Regions from separate parts of the Homo sapiens genome. Here region 1 is linked to region 2. A link is an interaction called in ENCODE POLR2A ChIA-PET data of the cell type or tissue named here. Cell type or tissue: A673. All regions are shown on one strand. Links, peaks and the distances in the headings refer to the core of each region. The heading gives the core; the rest is flanking DNA.

Region 1 (4,391 bases), core at 90-4,089, 390 kb after region 2:
TCCGTCAGTTTCACAGCTATTTACACCTTGAGCTTCAGGAAGGAACATATGCATTTGGATACCCACTGGAGAAGTGAGGAGGGAGGGGAGTCCCCAGCCCTGTGCCTCCTGGAAATCACAACAGCTGTCACTGGGGCTCAGCTCTCTCCCTCCAGGAAGCAGAGATGAAACTCTCCCCGATAGCAGCTCCCTGGGGGAAGCCAGCTGCAAGGGAGGGAGAAGAAGCCTTGGTTCCACCCTCATTTCACCCCAGGTGAACTAGCTTTGTTCTGAACTAGGGTAACAATAGTGCACCCAAATCCTACACAGGTATACACCCAGGCCGAGTAGGTGTGAGTAGCAGAGAAAGAGAGCAAGGCTTATCCTTGTGCTTTGAAGCCAGGGCAGGAAAGGGGTTCATTTTCCAGATAGCTATGTAAAGAACCTAGCACCATTGACATCATTGACATTACGGTTGAAGCTAATTGCTTTGATGGTCCTTTGTACCTGAATATCAGGAAAAGGGAGAGGGACTTTTGGAGGAAGCTTCTGGTTTTGTACTGGTTACATGTCATCTTCCTGCAACAATTTCATACTGACATTTAAAATAAGGCCGGGTACGGTGGCTCACACCTGTAGTCCCAGCACTTTGGGAGGCCGAGATGGGCAGATCACCTGAGGTCAGGAGTTCGAGACCAGCCCGGCCAATATGGTGAATCCCCGTCTCTACCAAAATTACAAAAGAATTAGCCAGGCATGGTGACCTGCGCCTGTAATCCCAGCTACTCAGAAGGCTGAGGCAGGAGAATCGCTTGAACCTGGGAAGCTGAAGTCAAGATTGTGCCACTGCACTCCAGCCTGGGCAACAGAGCAAGACTCCATCTCAATATAAATAAATAAATAAATGTATCATATTTCTTTTCTTTTTTTCTTTTTCTTTTTTTGAGATGGAGTTTCGATCTTGTTGCCCAGGCTGGAGTGCAATGATGCGATCTCAGCTCACCACAACATCTGCCTCCCAGGTTCAAACTATTCTCCTGCCTCAGCCTCCTGAGTAGCTGGGATTACAGCCACGCGCCTCAGTCTCCCGAGTAGCTGGGATTACAGGCATGCACTACCACGCCTGGCTAATTTTGTATTTTTAGCAGAGACAGGGTTTCTCCATGTTGGTCAGGTCTTGAACTCCCGACCTCAGGTGATCTGCCTGCCTTGGCCTCCCAAAGTGCTGGAATTACAGGAGTGAACCACCATGCCCGGCCCAAGAGTATCATATTTCTGATGTGCCTTACCACTCCCAGCCTCCTGGCCTCCACTGGACACACACATATGCACTATCCGAGGCATGTCAATCATAGGGCCTCCTCACCCAGTCCCTTCTATGGGAAATTGTCCTCTCATAGCTCCTGCTAAAGGAGCAGTTTAGGTGGCCTTTATTTACATCGCATGATGTGCCTTCTCTTCCTTCAGCTGTGGATGACTGCTGAGATAGTGGTTGAAACAAATTCTAACTCTCGGGAATTTAATCTGGGAGGGAAGAGGAAAATGCAGGTCATATCGAGAGCTGAATTAGAAAAGATTTATAATGGAAAAGAACAAGATGGAGTTGGGATTAGAGGAAGTCAGAGTAGAAGGAAACAGACTGATACTATGTGTAAATAGAAGCTACAAGGTAGACAAAAGACAAAATAGGAAGAATAGCGGTGTTGGTGATATGGGATACCTACACGTGGGTAACAGCAAAATCACATATTCTGGAGCATACCAGTGAAGCCGCATTAACTTCTGCTGCTGCCAGTTCAGGCTGCCTTGGATCCAGCCCCACTTCCTGGAGTCCTGGATGTACTGTGACTTTTGTTCTTGGAGTCTCCTGTTGCGCCATGTGCCTCCTGACATTAAACTTCTCATCACTTAAAGTACCCACAACCAAAAGACAGATCCACATACCCCTCAAGCACACTGAGTTCTGAGAGTTCCAGCACGGCTGTTCCAGGATGACTCTTCTCTTTGAATAGAATGGCGAGGACATTCGCTGTGTGCTGGAGTCTCGCCTCCTTCAGTGGAGATGACGGCCATTATTGCATCACTATCAGAATGTCAGCTACCACTTCTCAAGCACCTCTTTGGTGCCGGGAACTGTACTTGATATTTAACAAGCAGTATCTCATTTAATCACAACAACCTTCCTAAAACTGGTGTTATTAGTCTCTTACACAGCCAAAGAAACGCTGGCTCAGAGAGCATAATTAACTCCCCCAGGGATACCAGTTAGCACGTGGCAGAGGCAAGATTAGAACTCAGTGCTGTCTGACTCCAAAGCTCTTGTCCTTTTCATTCTGCTTGACACTTCCCTAAGGAGTGCCACTCAAGCCAGCTTCTCTTGAAACTGAAATGAGCGTCGCAGACAGCAGAGTTTCAAACATGTGTGGCTTTGGTACCCCTAAGGAAGGCAGGCACTGTGCAATTCAACACGGTCCCTGCAGCTCCTGAATGCAGGACCCTTCACCCAGGACCCTTCACTCCTTGATGTTATTTTCTTGGCACAGAGGCATTGGAGTTTGCAGCCTCTGTGAGTGAAGCAACCTGAATGTATAAGGGCAACTTCTTACGCAGTCTCTTCTTTCAGACTGCTTTGAACTGCGTATTGACTATTTGCATGCTTCATATGAGTGACTCACAGCCACTATGATCTCCACACATCCCAAATGGAACATTTTTTTCTTTCCCTCCAAATATGTTCCTCTGTCCTTGTTCCCTAGCTAATGACTGGCATTGTCCTTGAAACTCCTCCCCTCCCCAGAAACAATCCCAAGACTTACTGATTTTACCTTCCCAGGATATCTACCATTCCTCTCCCCTCCTTCCTACCCCCATCATTCAACCCTCTTCGTCTCCCTCTTGGACTAGCAGTTGCCTTATCTCTGGTCTTGTTCCATTCAATGTATCCTCCTGGGTCTTTCCTGAGTCAGCATTCAAAATGCCCATTTGATCCGGTCACTCTGGGCTCAGCATTCCTCAGTGGGTCCTGTACTCGTTATTTATTGTGGCAGAACAAATTGCTCCACAACTTAACAAGTTAAAACAAGAAATATTTATGATCTTACAATTTCTGTGTGTCAGGAGTATAGGTGCAGCTGCGCTGGCCAGGTCTCTTACAAGGCTGCAGTCGAGGTGTTGGCCAGGACTGTGGTTTCATCTCAGGTTCTACTGGAAGGATTTGCTTCTAAGCTCACTCACATGGTTGTTGTCAGGGTTTGGCTCCTCACCGGCTGTTGGCCAGAGGTGTCAGGTCCTTGCCATGTGGGCCTTTCCCTAGGGCCACCCACAACATGGCTCCTGGCTTCCCCTAGAGTGAAGTCCCTGAGAAAGAGAGAGACCAACACAACAGAAGTCACTTTCCTTGTCAACTAATTTTGGAAACAACTCCCATCACTACTTTTACGATTGTTAAGTCCAGTCCATACTCCAGGGGAGCGAATTAACACAAGGAAGTAGCGGGAGCCATCTTAGAGGTTGCCCAGTGGTTTTGCTCTGGTGTTGTGGGGATTACAAACAAACGGGGTTCCAGCCTTACCCCAGCAACACGCAACAGCCTCAGCTGGAGCAGCTGGACTTTACAGATGTTTCATTTATGATTTCTGATGAGTTTTTTAATTGAACAAAGTGCGCCCAGCTGAAAGATATACAAAAACTATGGGTTTAGAGGACTCGGTCTAAACTCTACCAGGCTTTTCGTGATCTGGCCCCTGCCTACCAGTTCCGCCTCTTGTTTGACTGCTCCCACATGACTTTCAGGCAAGACAGATCCACACAGCAGCCTTTGCCTTTCTTGCCTTTCTTTCATTATACCCCACCCCAGCTTGTCTGCGTCACCAGTGCCGACGCATCCTTCCTAGGAAATGTTTTTAAATGGCTCCAGGCAGACATGTTTCTCCCTCATTCTCCTATAGTGCTTTGTTTAAACCCCTTAATCAAAGCAGTTACCTTTTATATTCCTATGGTTGGTTTATGTCTTCCCTCGAAATTTTCTCTAGCATCCAGCCTAGGGCCTGGCACATAGAAAACACTCACTAGCTATTTGTGGAGTGGATGAATGAGCCCAGCATTGTGAGCAAGATGCTCTCTGAGCGCACGGGGCCCTGGGTGTGCTTGGAGGGCTGACCGCAGCCACGCATCTTCACAGTTTGCACATGGAACCTCAGCTGCCTCATTTATAATCCATGAGTCAGTCATTGTATTCCAGATTGTTCTCCACTGTCATTTCAGCCTCTAGCTGCTTCCTGAAATGAGATAAACCTGAACTATTTTAATTGCTAATCATCAAGAGAAAATATTTTTTAAAAAATGAAAATGGTAGAATGTGTATGTTATCCTACCATTAAAAGGAGCAAGAGTGTTCTTGTTTCAAAATGACG
Region 2 (4,391 bases), core at 146-4,145:
AAGTAGCCTTTCAACTGATTCTGATGATATGCAGAAATAAGCAAACATTTTTAAAGTAATGCAAAGTAGAAAAAGTAGAACTTAAATTTGTTGGTAAACTATAATTACAACTATGTTAAAATCATGTATGTATGCATATGTGAATGAAGTTTAGAAGGGAAATGGAAAAATAGTATTAGGATTTCTGGCCTATAAATTTTTCTTTATATATGGTTTTGAAGTTGATTTTCTAGTAAGTTAAAATCATACCAATGATGATATTTTTAACTGAGAACTCGATATTTTAAAGTATATGTTTATTATTTTTTTTGTTTGTTTTTGAGATGGAGTCTTGCTCTGTCATCCAGGCTGGAGTGCAGTGGCGTGATCTCGGCTCACTACAACCTCCCCCTCCCTGGTTCACGCGATTCTCCTGCCTCAGCCTCCCAAATAGCTGGGACTACAGGAGTGCGCCACTGCGCCTGGCTAATTTTGTATTTTTAGTAGAGATGAGGTTTCACCACGTTGGCCAGGATGGTCTCAATCCTGTGATCCACCCGCCTTGGCCTTCCAAAGTCTGGGATTACAGGTGTGAGCCACCGCGCCCGGCCTATTATCATTTTTAAATTAAAAAAATTAAGATAAATGGTCAGGCGCAGTGGCTCATGCCTATAATCCCAGCACTCTGAAAGGCCAAGGCGCGTGGATCACCTGAGGTCAGGAGTTCAAGACCAGCCTGGCCAACATGGTGAACCCCATCTCTACTGAAAATACAAAATTAGCCAGGCCTGGTGGCATGCACCTGTTATCCCAGCTACTCGGGAGGCTGAGACAGGAGAATCTCTTGAACCTGGGAGGCAGAGGTTGCAGTGAGCCAAGATCGTGCCTCTGCATTCCAGCCTGGGCAACAAAGTGAGACTCCATCTCAAAAAAAATATATAATAATATAAATGTAGAGGTATCTTAAATGGGTCAGGGACAACCCTAACACAAAAACACAAGATGGCTTGTGGGTACCTTCTTCCAGTCTTTCATTATGTATCTCCATTTATAAAGTTGAAAAAAATGGCAACTTAATTTTTTTGTGACCTTCCTTTTCCTTAGCATCTTCTCAGAAGTAAAGTCTTGTTTTACTGCTAGATTCTAGAAGACTGTCACTGCTGCATGATAGAATCTCAGCAGACAGAGACACACAAGAATAAACTTCTGTAGGTAGAAGGAAAAAAAATAGTATAGCTGTAAGCTAATTCTAGTCTTCTCAGTGTCTAGGAAACCATAAACTTGGAACTTTCATTAGGGAGGGTGTTGAATAATATTCATCTGGTAGCAGACATTATTAATCTCAAATACATGGACTTCTTGTTTTTCCCTTCTGCTTGCAGTTCAAAAATTAACAAGCATTAAAATGGGCTTCAGAAATCCCAAGGATACAAGTCATTCAGTTTCAGAAATGTTTGTTTTGTTTTCTAATCTTTGTGAAATAATGTTAGGAATGTTTGCCATAATCTTACCAGTGAACAAAGCAATGGCTAACAAACTAAAGTACACTAGAATCCCCTGAGGGCTTGATTAAAATGCAGACTCCACCTCCAAAAATCCAAACTTAGTAGATCTGGGAGTGAGATCCTGGAATCTACATCTTAAAAAATTTTTTTGGTTGGTCCTAGGGGCTCACATCTGTAGTCCCAGCACTTGGGGAGGCCGAGGTGGGAGGATCGCTTGAGCCCAGGAGTTGGAGGCTGCAGTGAGCTATGACTGTGCCTCTGAGTAGCCACTGCACTTCAGCCTGGCTGAACAAGACCCTGTCTCAAAAATTTTCCCGCCCTGTCTGTATCTGGAACTTACAGGCACATACCATTGTGCCTGGCCTAGAATCTGCATTTTTAACAATTCCTCAGGGTTTTTCAGCTGCAGGTGGTGAAACAAACATAGGTTTTAAAATATTGTTCTAAATTAAGACTGCTTGACATAAGTATTTTTAAAAGTTACTCTGCTATCGATATTTTGGCCCATAGCAACTGTAAAACTAGATAGATATTTTCCCAGAAAAAATTGTTTAATGCCAAAACCAGAATTATTTCCTCAGATATTTGCAATCCTCTAGAATGATTTGGAACTGTGCCTGTGTGGTGACTCATCTTTCTCTAACAAGTTGGCAAAGGTGAATGAGGGGGTGTGAATGTGCATATTTATGCACATGATTCAGAAATGAGAATGAGAAAATCTGGCATCTCATTTATTTTCTCGGTTGCATCCTAAAGAAACACAGCCAGTGGTTAAAAGCAGGCATGTCCTTCCAATCAAGAGGGCATCCTGCCCATATGCTTCTTGCCTGTCTCCGCCCAGGGTAAAAAAGAAACAAATATTTTCTTTTTTTTTTTTTTTGAGATGGAGTCTCGCTCTGTTGCCAGGCTGGACTGCAGTGGTGCGATCTCGGCTCACTGCAACCTCTGCCTCCCGGGTTCAAGCAATTCTCTGCCTCAGCCTCCCAAGTAGCTGGGATTACAGGCACCCACCACCACGCCCAGCTAATTTTTGTATTTTTAGGAGAGACGGAGTTTCGCCATCTTGGCCAGGCTGGTCTTGAACTCTTGACCTCGTGATCCCCCTGCCTCGGCCTCCCAAAGTGCTGTGATTACGGGTGTGAGCCACCATGCCTGGCAAAACAAATGCTTCACCAGGTTTGACCCTGTCCAACTGTAATCCTTTCACAGCCTGGCTCAGGATGCGGTTTGTTTTGTTTTGTTTTGTTTTGTTTTGTTTTGTTTTTGTTTTGTTTTGTTTCTGAGATGGAGTCTTGCTCTGTCTCGCCCAGGCTAGAGTGCAGTGGCACGATCTTGGCTCACTGTAGCCTCTGCCTCCCAGGTTCAAGTGATTCTCCTGCCTCAGCCTCCCAAGTAGCTGGGACTAAAGGCATGTGCCACCACACCCAGCTAATTTTGTATTTTTAGTGGAGATGGGGTTTCACCATATTGGCCAGGCTGGTCTCGAACTCCTGACCTCAGGTGATCCACCTACCTCGGCCTCCCAAAGTGCTAGGATTACAGGTGTGAGCCACCGTGCTTGACCTAGGATGAGTTTTTTTTTGTTGTTTTTTTTTTCCTTTTATGTGAGACAGAGTCTCGCTCTGTCACCAGGCTGGAGTGCAGTGGCGCGATCTTGGCTCATTGCAACCTCCGCCTCCCTGGTTCTAGCAATTCTCCTGCCTCAGCCTCCCAAGTAGCTGGGACTACCGGTGCCCACCACCACGCCCAGCTAATTTTTGTATTTTTAGTAGAGACAGGGTTTCACCAGGTTGGCCAGGATGGTCTCGATCTCTTGACCTGGTGATTCGCCCGCCTCGGCCTCCCAACATGCTGGGATTACAGGCTTGAGCCACTGCGCCCGGCCCCAACTCATTTTCTAATACGAGGAAGGCAAAGTTTCTGGCCTAAAAAAACTTCAGATTTTTATTTCTTGGACTTTTGGAAATTCCTTCAGAACAGTGTCTTCAGGCAAGCATAAGAGTGTGCTCAAGCATAGGTTACTGTGAACATTTTGGCATCAACGGCATCAACGTGTAATGAGCTTGTATCCCAGACAGTAACATCCATTGCCAAGCATGCAGAATACTTGAAAATGTATCTGTTAATCTTTATCTGGGTCTCAGTAAATACTTTCTTTCTTTCTTCTTCTTTTTTTTTTTTTTGGAGATGGAGTTTTGCTCTTGTTGCCCAGGCTGGAGTGCAGTGGCGCGATCTCGGCTCATTGCAACCTCTGCCTCCCAGATTCAAGCAATTCTCCTGCCTCAGCCTCCCAAGTAACTGGGGATTACAGGTGCCTGCCACCATGCCCGGCTAATTTTTTGTATTTTTAGTAGAGACGGGGTTTCGCCATGTTGGCCAGGCTGGCCAGGCTGGTCTCAAACTCCTGAACTCAGGCAATCCACCCTCCTCAGCCTCCCAAAGTTCTGGGATTACAGGCGTGAGCCACCGTGCCCTGCCTTCAGTAAATACTTTCAGGCAGCATCAAGTCAGTAAACCTGACTGTGGACCTCTGTTCTAAAGAAGTTATTAATATACATCTATGTCACGTTTGGGGATGGGGTGGAGGGGAAGAAAGCTCAAGCACACCTTAGAAACCAAAACTCGAGATAAAAAAGCAGTATGAGTCAGGGCTGTTTTACTTCCTGACTGGGCACTACACGTCAAGGTTAATTTCATGTAGGACGTGAAATTGACATGAAATTCTGTCATGTCCTACATGAATTTCACTTCTACATGTCCTACAGAATTTCACTTCTGTAATGTAGGTTTGGAGGTCAGTGGACCAAAGGGTCCAAGGCACCTTCATCAAGGTCTGAGATGGGTCTGAGATACCTTCTTTTTTTTTTTTTTGAGACGGAGTCTTTCTGTCACCCAGGCTGGAGTGCA

The links. ChIA-PET counts read pairs that join two places held together with the same protein. Peaks named below come from ENCODE experiments on the same cell type or tissue, not always from the same donor. Only the 100,000 strongest peaks of a DNase experiment are listed, where the experiment ranks them.
Region 1: POLR2A ChIA-PET joins it to region 2 with 5 read pairs; 2 of 35 experiments call an interaction of 5 or more read pairs at or near these places.

Annotation. Positions count from the first base shown.
Region 1 is chr3:185,160,517-185,164,907 of GRCh38, reverse strand. EHHADH-AS1 (EHHADH antisense RNA 1) reads right to left here and starts at 2,007. Exons shown (of 7, transcript NR_038990.1): 1 at 1,924-2,007. In A673, for the core only: no CTCF peak of the experiment used is centred there; no DNase peak of the experiment used is centred there.
Region 2 is chr3:185,547,103-185,551,493 of GRCh38, reverse strand. All of the region lies in intron 1 of LIPH (lipase H), which reads left to right. Among named protein-coding and RNA genes, the nearest start is that of LIPH, 3.3 kb to the left of the region's middle. In A673, for the core only: no CTCF peak of the experiment used is centred there; DNase peaks (open chromatin) are centred at 1,573 and 2,163; H3K27ac peaks cover 2,155 bases.